Linked DNA regions of Homo sapiens: region 2 is linked to region 1. Evidence: read pairs that join two places in POLR2A ChIA-PET (ENCODE). Cell type or tissue: HepG2. All regions are shown on one strand.

What was found. ChIA-PET counts read pairs that join two places held together with the same protein. Peaks named below come from ENCODE experiments on the same cell type or tissue, not always from the same donor. Only the 100,000 strongest peaks of a DNase experiment are listed, where the experiment ranks them.
Region 2: POLR2A ChIA-PET joins it to region 1 with 11 read pairs; 4 of 35 experiments call an interaction of 5 or more read pairs at or near these places.

The regions. Positions count from the first base shown.
Region 1 is chr4:1,171,047-1,176,046 of GRCh38, forward strand. It overlaps SPON2 (spondin 2), which reads right to left and starts at 1,537. Exons shown (of 6, transcript NM_012445.4): 1 at 1,498-1,537; 2 at 806-1,028; 3 at 217-440; 4 at 1-144. The coding sequence starts at 1,025. All of the region lies in intron 1 of LOC124900647 (nascent polypeptide-associated complex subunit alpha, muscle-specific form-like), which reads left to right. RefSeq lists enhancers at 717-1,432, 1,433-2,150. In HepG2, no CTCF peak of the experiment used is centred here; DNase peaks (open chromatin) are centred at 1,605 and 2,645; H3K4me3 peaks cover 2,278 bases.
Region 2 is chr4:1,306,635-1,311,634 of GRCh38, forward strand. The region is part of intron 1 of MAEA (macrophage erythroblast attacher, E3 ubiquitin ligase); the gene reads left to right. Among named protein-coding and RNA genes, the nearest start is that of MAEA, 19 kb to the left of the region's middle. RefSeq lists enhancers at 1,384-2,281, 3,179-4,076. In HepG2, no CTCF peak of the experiment used is centred here; a DNase peak (open chromatin) is centred at 2,877; H3K4me3 peaks cover 976 bases.

The sequences.
Region 1 (5,000 bases):
GGTGAAGCCGCTGTCCGTCCCGGCGTCGTAGGGGTACAGGTCCAGCGCCGCCTGTTCCCGCCAACGGTCCCCGTCGCACAGGTCCAGGCTGTCCACGCCCACGAACCAGTCGGGGCTGGGCACGATGCGCACCACAAACGAGACCTGCGGCGACAGCGGCTCAGCGCGCCTGGCCCCGGCCCCCCGGACCCCGCCCCCGGCCGGCCCCGCGCTCACCAGCGAGTGCCTGCGCTGCACCTCCAGCTCCGCCGACGTCTGCCCGGTGCCGCTGGGGACGGCGGGCGCCGAAAACACCGCGTGCACGCTCTGCAGCGCCTCCCCCGCCGCCTCGATCTCCTTCATCAGCGCCCAGGCCTCGCCGCGCTCCGCAAAGTCGCGCAGCCCGTTACTGACGTACTGGTTCTTCCTCCACATGCTGTAGTCGGAGCTATGCGCGGCCCCTGCAGGACCACCCGGCCGCGCCGCGGACCATGGTCAGACACTGCGGTCGGGCTTGGATTCCAGGGGGCGCCCCAGGAAATCCCTCCCCGCCGCCCGCAGGGAACCATGGCCCCCAGTCACGTCGGACCGTGACACCCTGTGGCTGCCCCTGCCGCGACCCACCTGCGCCCTCCCCGTGAGCGCCCCCTGCCCCCACCGCATCCCCGGAACCGCACACCGCAGGCGCTCGGCAAACATTCTGGTGTTAGAGTCTCCCGACGTCAGCACGCCCCAGACTGGGAAGCGCCGCCGTGCAGCTGTGCGGGGGGCTCCGGCGCCGCAGCCCTCCTGGTGGAGCAGGAGGCGAGGAGGGGGCTGTACTTACCCAGCAGCGAAGACCACTGCGCAGGGGGGCGGAACAGGGGGTACTGCTTGGGGAAGGCCGTCTGGCTCCACTTGCCCGTGAAGGTGATGCTGTATTTGGCCAGGGCTCTGGCGGAACAGATGGACTCTCCCCCAAGAGGCTGGCCGGCGGCGCCGAGAGTGGCCAGGAGGAGAGCGCAGAGGGCCTTGCCCAGGGCGGCGGCCGGGCTGGGGTTTTCCATCACCTGGGAGCACAGAGGGGAGCAGCCGCGCGCTGGCACCGTCGTGGCAGCCTCGGGGTGGAAAGCCGAGAGGGCTGCGGCACTTTGGGCTCTGAGGACGGCCCCGAGCACCCGCGACCCCCTCCCTGCTCCGCAAAGCTCTCCTGCGGTGCTTCCGAGACCCCCATCAGCGGAATGGACGGCGCGGGGTTAGATCGCCCGTGCGCCTGCGAGCGACCAGGGGTAACGGGCAGGTTTTCAGTCCGAGTCCCTGCAGCTTGCCGGGCCGGTCTGGGTGCGGCCTCCGGGATGCCTTCGCCGTCGCAGGGACCCGGGGCCTTGGCCGACTGGCTGCCCCCGGGACTAGACCCTTAAAGCTCGGTCGCAGCCAGTCCTGGGGGTCCCTCTGGAGGTGCCACAAGGTTCTGGGCCGCGGGGAAAGTGCAGGAGGCCCGGGCCCTCTCTGGGTGTCCCGGGGGCACGCAGTACTCACCCGGCAGGAGCAGCGGGAGCGCGGCCGGCAGCGGTCGGGTCCCAGCCAGAGCCCGGAGCTCCTATTTAAGCCCGAGGCCGGCGCCCCGGGCCGGCCAATGAGGCTCCAGTTCCTCCTGTCTTCGATGCTGCACGGCCTGGCCTCCAGCGAGAGGCAGATAGGACGTGGGAGAAAGGAGGAGAAGGGGCTGCGGGGGCGGCGGGGGCTGCCGCTTTCCCAACTCGCCCTGCCCAGCGACCTTCCCCGGGTCGGATCACCCTCTTCCCCTGGCAGTGCTGCCGCACCCCTTTCTTTGTCTGTCTGTCCTATCCCTCCCCTCCCCTCCCTGTCCCCTCCCTTCCCCTCCCCTCCCCTCCTCCCCTCCCCTCCTCCCCTCCCCTCCTCCCCTCCCCCCTGTCCTCCTCCCTCTCCCCGTTTCTCTCCCGTTCCAACAAGCGCCTTCCTGGTGCCTCCCTAGGTGCCACTGAGGGGAGTTCTTTGCCCCAAGCCTTTCGGGAAAGCTCAGGGCGTGGGGGCAGAGGGGCTCTTGTTTTCACCTTCTCGAAATTAGAGCCAGCGTGCTACACCTTCTTGCGCAGGGTGTGACCTGGAGAGCCCTGTGCGTGGCCTGACTTCAGTCTACATGCTGGAAGTGGCTGGGGAAGCTCCTGGCTCCCGGCGCAGGCATCCCTGGCCTTTGGGGCCCTGGCTTTAAGTCTCTTTCCTGGCATGGCCTAAAGCTGCACAGAACAGCCTAGCGGTCTGCACTGTGGCCAGAGGGCATTTGCAAGCCATCCCTCCTGGAGGGAGGTCAGAGTGGGCTGAGGGTCTGGGGTGGAACGCGCAGGGAGTCAGGAAGAGCCACAGAAAGGGGGCCCCCCTCCCCAGGACCCCGCACAGGGCTGGGGCTGCAGGCCGGCGGTGTGTGCGGTGCAGAGCCCTCCCAGGGGCTCTAGGCTTCCCTGCCTTTGGGATGAAGCTAACAGATGCTGAAGTTGATCCTGCTCCATGTCAGGAAAATATTTATAGGTCCCCAGTCATGGGATCTGGAAACAGAGCGGAGGAAGGAGCTCGGGAATGGTCTTGCTCAATCCTTCCCGGCCTCTGCTCATCGGAATCACCCAGAGGGCTTTTAAGCTTAGACAAAACACTCTGATGTTTGGAACCCTGTTAATGTTTCACAGATTCAAAAAGAGAGAAAAAATAAATAGAAGCAACTAGGACAGAATGCAAACAGAAACAAATGATCTAACCTGTATTTTAAGCGAAAACCACAGATCAGCCACTCAATGCAGTATTTAGACTCCAGGCCCCCAGGCCAAAGACAAATTTCCACCTCCGTGCTTCTCAAATGTTTTTATCTGAGGACTCCTTCATACTCTTAAAGGTCACTGAGGGCCAGGCGCAGTGGCTCATGCCTGTAATCCCAGCACTTTGGGAGGCCGAGGCGGGAGGATCACTTGAGCCCAGAGTTTGATACCAGCCTTGGCAACACAGGGAGACCTCATCTCTACAAAACATACAAAAATTAGCTGGGTGTGGTGGAGTGCGCCTGTGGTCTCAACTAGTCAGGAGACTGTGTCTGTGGTCCCGGCTACTCAGGAGACTGAGGTGGGAGGATCACCTGAGCCAGGGGAGGTCAAGCCTGCAGTGAACTGTGTGTGCCACTGCCCTCCAGCCTGGGCGACAGAGTGAGACTCATGCCTGTAATCCCAGCACTTTGGGAGGCCAGGGCGGGCGGATCACTTGAGGTCAGGAACTCGAGACCAGCCTGGCCAACATGGTGAAGCCCCATCTGTACTAAAAATACAAAAACTAGCTGGATGTGGTGGTGCACGCCAGTAATCCCAGCCACTCAGAAGGCTGAGGCAGGAGAATTTCTTGAACCCAGGGGGCAGGGGTTGTAGTGAGCCAAGATCGCGCCACTGCAGTCCAGCCTGGGCAACAGAGCGAGACTCCATCTCAAAAAAAAAAAAAAAACAAAAAAACAAAAAACAAAAACAAAAAAAACTAATTGAGGACACTGAAGAACTTTTTTGTTTGTATGGGTTATACCTATGGATACTTATCATTTTCTAAATCATAACAGAAATGTTCAGAATACTTGCCAATTCACTTAAAAATAAGAAAATATTGCTATTACACATTAACATAAATAGCATAATGTTTTATGAAAAGCAATCATACTTTTAAAAATGAAAAACCCGCCTGAGAAAAGTGGCGTGGTTCTACGTTGGTGCGAATCTTTGTATTGTCCGGCTTAGTGGAAGCTGGATTCCCATATCGGCTCCAGCACTTCATCTGCTGAGATGTGCTGTTGGTTGAAGTCTATGAAGAAAATCCAGCCTTGGCTGCGTATGTTACCAGCCTTGTCAGGTGCCTGCTCTGGCCTGCAGCCCTCGAAAGCCGCCGTGTGCCCATCAGAGCATGGGAGCAAAAGGTGCCCTCATGCAATGGGCTTCGATCTCATCATCTGCCTGGAAGGATCTCAGGCCCTCCACGAGTCCCCAGAGCAGGACTGGCAGCCGCTGCTCAGAGGCTGGACTCGAATCCACAGGCCTTTTTCCCAGAGCGGCATGGGGCGGCTGTACTGCAGCTACTCTGCATCCCTGGACAATCCTCGCTTTCTGGACAGCTTCCTCGGCTGAAAGGAGCACAGGCTCCATGGCAAAGCTACTGGCTCTGGGTCTGAGGAGAGGAAGGAGGCGCCGGGTCTGGGGCATGTTCCTGTGTAGGAAGCCAGGGTGCCGCTCCAGAGACTCGCTGAGGCACAGTCCCCATCTCAGTCCAGCTCTGGCCGTGGCAGCGGCTTCCAGGCTCACCCAGTCTCACAGGAGGCCAAGGAGGCTGCGGAACAGCCCAGGGGCAGCAGGAGCTGTTCTCCCAGCCCGGCCCTCATGCCGTCTCAGTGAGCTCTGCGACCTGGGGCCCCCACTTGGCGGTGGGCCCAGGCTGGGGGGTCTCCAGCTAGGATGTAGGGCGGTGGTGGGCCCAGGCTGGGGGGTCTCCAGCTAGGATGTGGGTGGTGGTGGGCCCAGGCTGTGTGGGGGGAGTCTCCAGCTAAGATATAGGGTGGTGGTGGGCCCTGGCCTGGGTGGGGGTTCTCCAGCTAGGATGTGGGTGGTAGTAGGCCCAGGCCTCGGGGGCTTCAGCTAGGATGTGGGTGGTGGTAGGCCCAGGCCTGGGGATCTCCAGCTAGGATGTAGGGTAGTGGTGGGCCCAGGCCTCGGGGGCTTCAGCTAGGATGTAGGGCAGTGGTGGGCCTAGGCCTGGGGGTCTCTAGCTAGGATGTGGGGTGGTGGTAGACCGAGGCCTTGGAGGTGCTCCAGGCAGGGCCACAGCTGATTTGTCTGGGAAGGGAGGGGGCTTGTTTGGAGGGCTGGAGTAGACAGCAGCCAGGAGGAACTTCCTTTGGTAGTGGGAGGCCCCTCCAAAAGCACGCCTGCGAAGGCCCTAGGGCACCAGGGGACATGGGAGCATTCTTTGCTGTGCTCAGAGAGGGGGACATGGGAGAACTGGGGCCA
Region 2 (5,000 bases), 140 kb after region 1:
GTCCATGGCTCGTGTTCTTAACTTTCTTACATTGTTTTCTGAAGAGCAGAAGTTTTAATTTTGATAAGGTTCAGAGGATGGATTTTTCTTTTACAGTTGGTACATTTTGTATCCTTCTAAGAAATTGTTGCCTGTCTCAAGGATGCAAAGATTTTCTCCCTTGTTTCCTTCTAAGGAGTTTCACAGTTTGAGCTTTTGTGTTTAGGTCCGTGATCCATTCGGAGGCACTTTTCATGGGATGTGAGGTTTGGGTTGAGGGCCATCCCTTCCCTGTCCTGGCTGTTGCAGAGACTGTCCTTCGCCTCAGTTGCCTTGGCCCCTTGGCTGTATGTAAATGGACCCTGCCTGTGGGTCTTTTTCTGGGTTCCCCACCCTGTATTGACCCCTGCATCCATTCCTAGACCAGTGCTGTACTGGCTTCAGCACTCTAGCTTTATGAGAAGTCTGGCAGTCAGGTGCCATTTATCAAAATTCATTAGAATTTTTGTTAACATTTTTTAATTTAAAAAGATACTGTTATATATGTATACAATTTGCCATCAACCATTTTATACAGCAACCACTTTATCCATTTATAGCGTAGACACCGTTCCGTAAGCACACAGTACAGTCATACCATCTATATCACCATGACCCTCTCATCTTGCAAACCGGAAACTCCATAGCCATTGAACAAAACTGCCTCCTCCCCACCCCAGCCCCTGGGATCCACCATTCTGCTTTATGTGTCTAAGAGTTGGACTGTGTGAGATACCTCATACAAGCAGAGTTAGCAGATTTGTCTTTTCATGGTTGACTTATTTCACTTAGCATAATGTCTTCAAGGTTCACCCATGTTACAGTGAGTGAGAGGATTGCCTTCTTTTAAAAGGCTGAATACTGTTCCACTGTGTATTGTGTTACTTGTCCCCAGGGGGACGGAACTCATAATATATAGAGGTAGATGAGGGGATTTATTGGGGAACTGGCTTGTGTGATTACAGAGGCTGAGTCCCGCAGCAGACCTGCACCCCAGAGACCCTGGGAAGCTGGTGCGTGGCTCAGTCCAAAGCCAAAGGCCTGAGAACCCTGGGGGGATGCTGGTGTAAGTCCCAACATCCAAAGGCCAGAGACCCTGGAGTTCTGATGCCAAAGGGCAGGATCCCAGCTCCAGGAGGGACAGGAAATTGCTTATCCTCTGACTTTCTTGTTCTGTCTGGGCCCCAGCGGACTGGATGGCACCACCTACCTGGAGGACATCTTCCCACTCACCCACCAGTCTCCTCTGGAAACACCCGCACAGGCACACCCAGAAGTAATGCTTCACAGGTTCTCTAGGTATCCCAAATCCCATCAAGTTGATGCCTGAAATGAACCATTACCTGTGCAGATACGGTCATGTGTCACTTACATGGAAAAACTCTCAGAAATGCATCGTTAGGCGACTTTGCGGTGTGAACATCGTGGAATGAACTAACAGGAGCCAGATGGTGTGGCTGCTGCACGCCCGCACCGTGGTACAGCCTGTGGCTCCTGGGCTGCAAACCTGTACAGCATGTCACTGCACTGAATACTGCAGGCAGCTGTTCCACGGTGGTGTTTTGCATGGAACACATCGAAACATAGAAAAGGTGCAGTGAGAATGCAGTATCCTAATCTTAATGGGACCACTATCACCTGCACGGTCTGTTGTTGACCAAAATGTCGTTATGTGGTGTGTGACTGCCACGTTTTCTTTCTTCATTCCCCTGGTGATGGACATGTGGGTGGCTTCTGCCTCGTGGCTGCCATGAACACAGGTGTGCAGATACCTCCTGGGACCCTGCCTTCAGTTCTCGTGGCCTACTGGGGACTCAGGAGCCTTGTGCCTAACGTTCTGAGGAATTGCCTCGCTGCTCTACACGCTGCGCCGGGCACGTTCCCTGGCACTGCACGCGTGTCCCGCTGCTCCGCTTCCTGCCGTGGCATAGCTTTCGGTGTTGAGTGATCGCCGTCCTAACGGGCACGAGGTGATGCCTCACGTCTGCACTTGTGTCTCCTGAGCAGTGGTTGGTCGTGTGGAGCATCTTGTCATGTGCCGCTTGGCCATTGGTTTATCTTCTCTGTACAAGTGTCTAAGTCCTTCACCCATTTTAAAATTGGATATTTCCTTTGGTTGTGGAGTTGTAGGCGTTTTTAAAAGTGCATTCTGGATAGTAGCTCCATATGCAGATCCCTGGGTTGCAGCTATTTTTTCCCATTTTTTACTCTGTTGGTTTTTCCTGCTCTGCAGTTTTTAAGTTTGATGTAGTCCCATTTGTCTCTTTCTGTTGCCTGTGCTATTAGGAATCTATTTTTAATGCTTTGCCCCTTTTCACTGTTCTTCCTATGATACGGTCTGTGAGGTTGCCTGTCCTCATTTGGGCGAGCTGTATCTTCTGCGGGCTCATCTCTGCAGTGCTGTTTCTTGTGTCTTAGAATCTGCTGGCCCCTCTCTGCATTGCTGTTTCTTGTGTCTTACATTGTCTTTGTCCACGGATTTATTGTGTTTGATCACTAAGCAATATTTCTGAGTAGTTTTTCTGCCAGGAAGGTTTGTGTGTGCTCAGCTTTCAGCCCTTGCGTATCTGAAAGTAACTTCAGTTTGTCCTCATTCTTGAGTGATAATTTGGCTCGAGTTAGAGTCTTTAGCATTTCTGAAATTCCACTCACTCGGTCACCAAATGCCCTTTAAGGAGCCTGTGAAGGGGCTCTTGCTAACCAGCCAGCCCAGGCCAGTGGAGGGGAGCTTTTAGGGCCCGGAGTCACGTGCTGAGTCCCCCGGAAGAGGAGGCGGTGCTTTCCGGGGCTGGCCTGGCTCCTCTGGGGGGCGTGGATGTGGGGAGGAGCTGCTGTCTGGGTCAGCAGCTGCCCTGCTGGAGGGAGAGGGGGTGCTGCGCTCATCCCCTGAACTCAGATTGGATAGCCCCGGGCCAGCGCTGGAGGAGGAGCAGAGGCAGGGAGGTGGGAGGAGCGTGCGCAGAGGCGTGGGAGGCCTGAGGAGTAAGCGGCTGGATGTGGACCCTGAGAGCCACTGGCAGGGAGGTGGGGTCTTCCAGTTGTGAAGACACCGTGGCCCCGGTGAGCCCCTCCCCGGCCTCCTTCATGCCTGCGTTCTGCGTAACCGTGGCGCGTTCTGGGCAGGGCCTTTTCCCTTGCACTGGGAGCAAAGGGTTCCTGTCTGCAGCACACCAGCTGCCCGGAGCTCTGCCCTGTGCCTGAGCAGCGTCAGCACCGCGGTGAGGCGGACGGCCCGGCAGGGGTTGGAAAGTCCAGAAAGGCCCCGTTCCCGCGTAGAACTTGAATGCAGCTAAGGGACGTCCAGAGAGGCCTTTCCTTTTCTGGTGGCGGTCTGGAATGTGCTGGTGTGCGGATGCTGTGTGGGTTCCTCCGCGCGAGCGAGGGTGGTTGTGCCGCTTTGTCTAATGGTCTAATGGCGAAGACTTTCTGTCCTGCTCTTGTGAGGCGCCTGCACAGGCAGAGCAAAGACTGAGTATATGCCTTGCGTCCTTTAGAAATTCCACCTCGTGGCAGGACACACTCAGATAGGGTCTCCAGTGGGAGAGTCCTGCAGGCCGGTGTCGGGCTGTGGTGTCAGGGCCTCGGGGGGGCCTTCCCCAGTGGGTCTCGTTGAGCTCGCTTGCACTGGTCAGGTATTTATGGAGAGCTGAAGTGCTGTCTGCTGTGACTTCCCATCCACTAGATGTAGAGCAGACGAAAAGAATCTTTCCCGTCTTTCCTAAGCAGTGCCGAATCCTTGGGAGAAATCTTGAAGGCAGGCAGTGTGGATGATGGGACCCCAGGCTGCGTGGCACCAGCAAGCTTGGTTCCAGATGCCACACACGGTGCCTGGCTTCGAGTCCGTCTCCTGTTGTCACTGCTTTGTGAGTTGGTTAAGCGTGTTGTGTCTTGATAGCTTCCCTGCCCTCCTTCTCAACATCCTGACTCATTTGCTCACCAGCAAGGGTGAGTCCTGCTCGGTAGCAGACGGTGATGCTGGCTGCCATTTGCAAAGCCTCCTGTGTGGCTGTCTGGTGTGGACGAGAGCGTGTGCACCCTGTCACCCGCGGTGGGTCCACGTCGGCGCTGGGGGATGTCTGAGTGGAGGGCAGCTGGGGCCAGGCCGAGTGGGGAGTGGCAGCCGGGGGAACGGGCTCAGGGCCGGCCTTGCCACCCGCCTCCTGCCCCTGCTTTCGGGGGGAAAGTGAGTCTAGGGAAGAGCCCTGCTGTGTGGCTCCTTCCTCGGCTGAGGCCAGTCCTGTCTCTGTTGCCCTGGCTGTCCCTACTTCTGGGAAGCCCAAGCGCTGAGCTGCGTCCAGGTCTCCCTCACTGCAGCCCTGCCTTCCTCACGTGGCCTCACGGCTAAGCACAGTGGCTGACACGAGGTCGAGGCGTGCCCAGGGCCGGGGGAGCAGGCGGTACCCGAGAGTCTGTCCTCCCATGGTTGGGCACGGCTGGAGAGGAGGCGAGGTGGAGCGCTTGTTCTGGCACAGCTGCGACGGCAGAGTTGGGCCCACTGCTCTTGGGCGGCAGCACGGCCGTGTTGCTGATGCGCTGTGTGGTGAGCTGCCGGCCACCAGTGCAGCCAGGACCGCAGGTGGTGTTTCCTGCGGGAGCCCGGCCACGGAGGCCGGGGAGCGCTGGGGCGTGATTCTGTCGTGCCGCTTTCAAACCGTAGAGCACAGGAAACGGGCGGAGAAGAACTCAGCAGCGCTTCTCTCAGAGGGACAGAAAACTAACAACGACTTTAAGATTCTCCTTGATTGGCTTATTTCCACAGGGAATGGATGGTTCTTACGACTGGGGAAGGCAAACGCTGTCACACAGGAGAGGTGTGGGTCGTGCACTTGTGGCTTCCCGTGCGTGTGTGAGGCTTGCTGTGCCCAACCCCAGCCCGTGTGGAGCCCACGCCCCATGCACCCTTGTCCCTGCCCGGCCTGGCCTCGTGTGGTGGCGCCTGCAGCCGCAGCAGCCTGGCTGATCACCGGCCAGGCCTGTGTTTT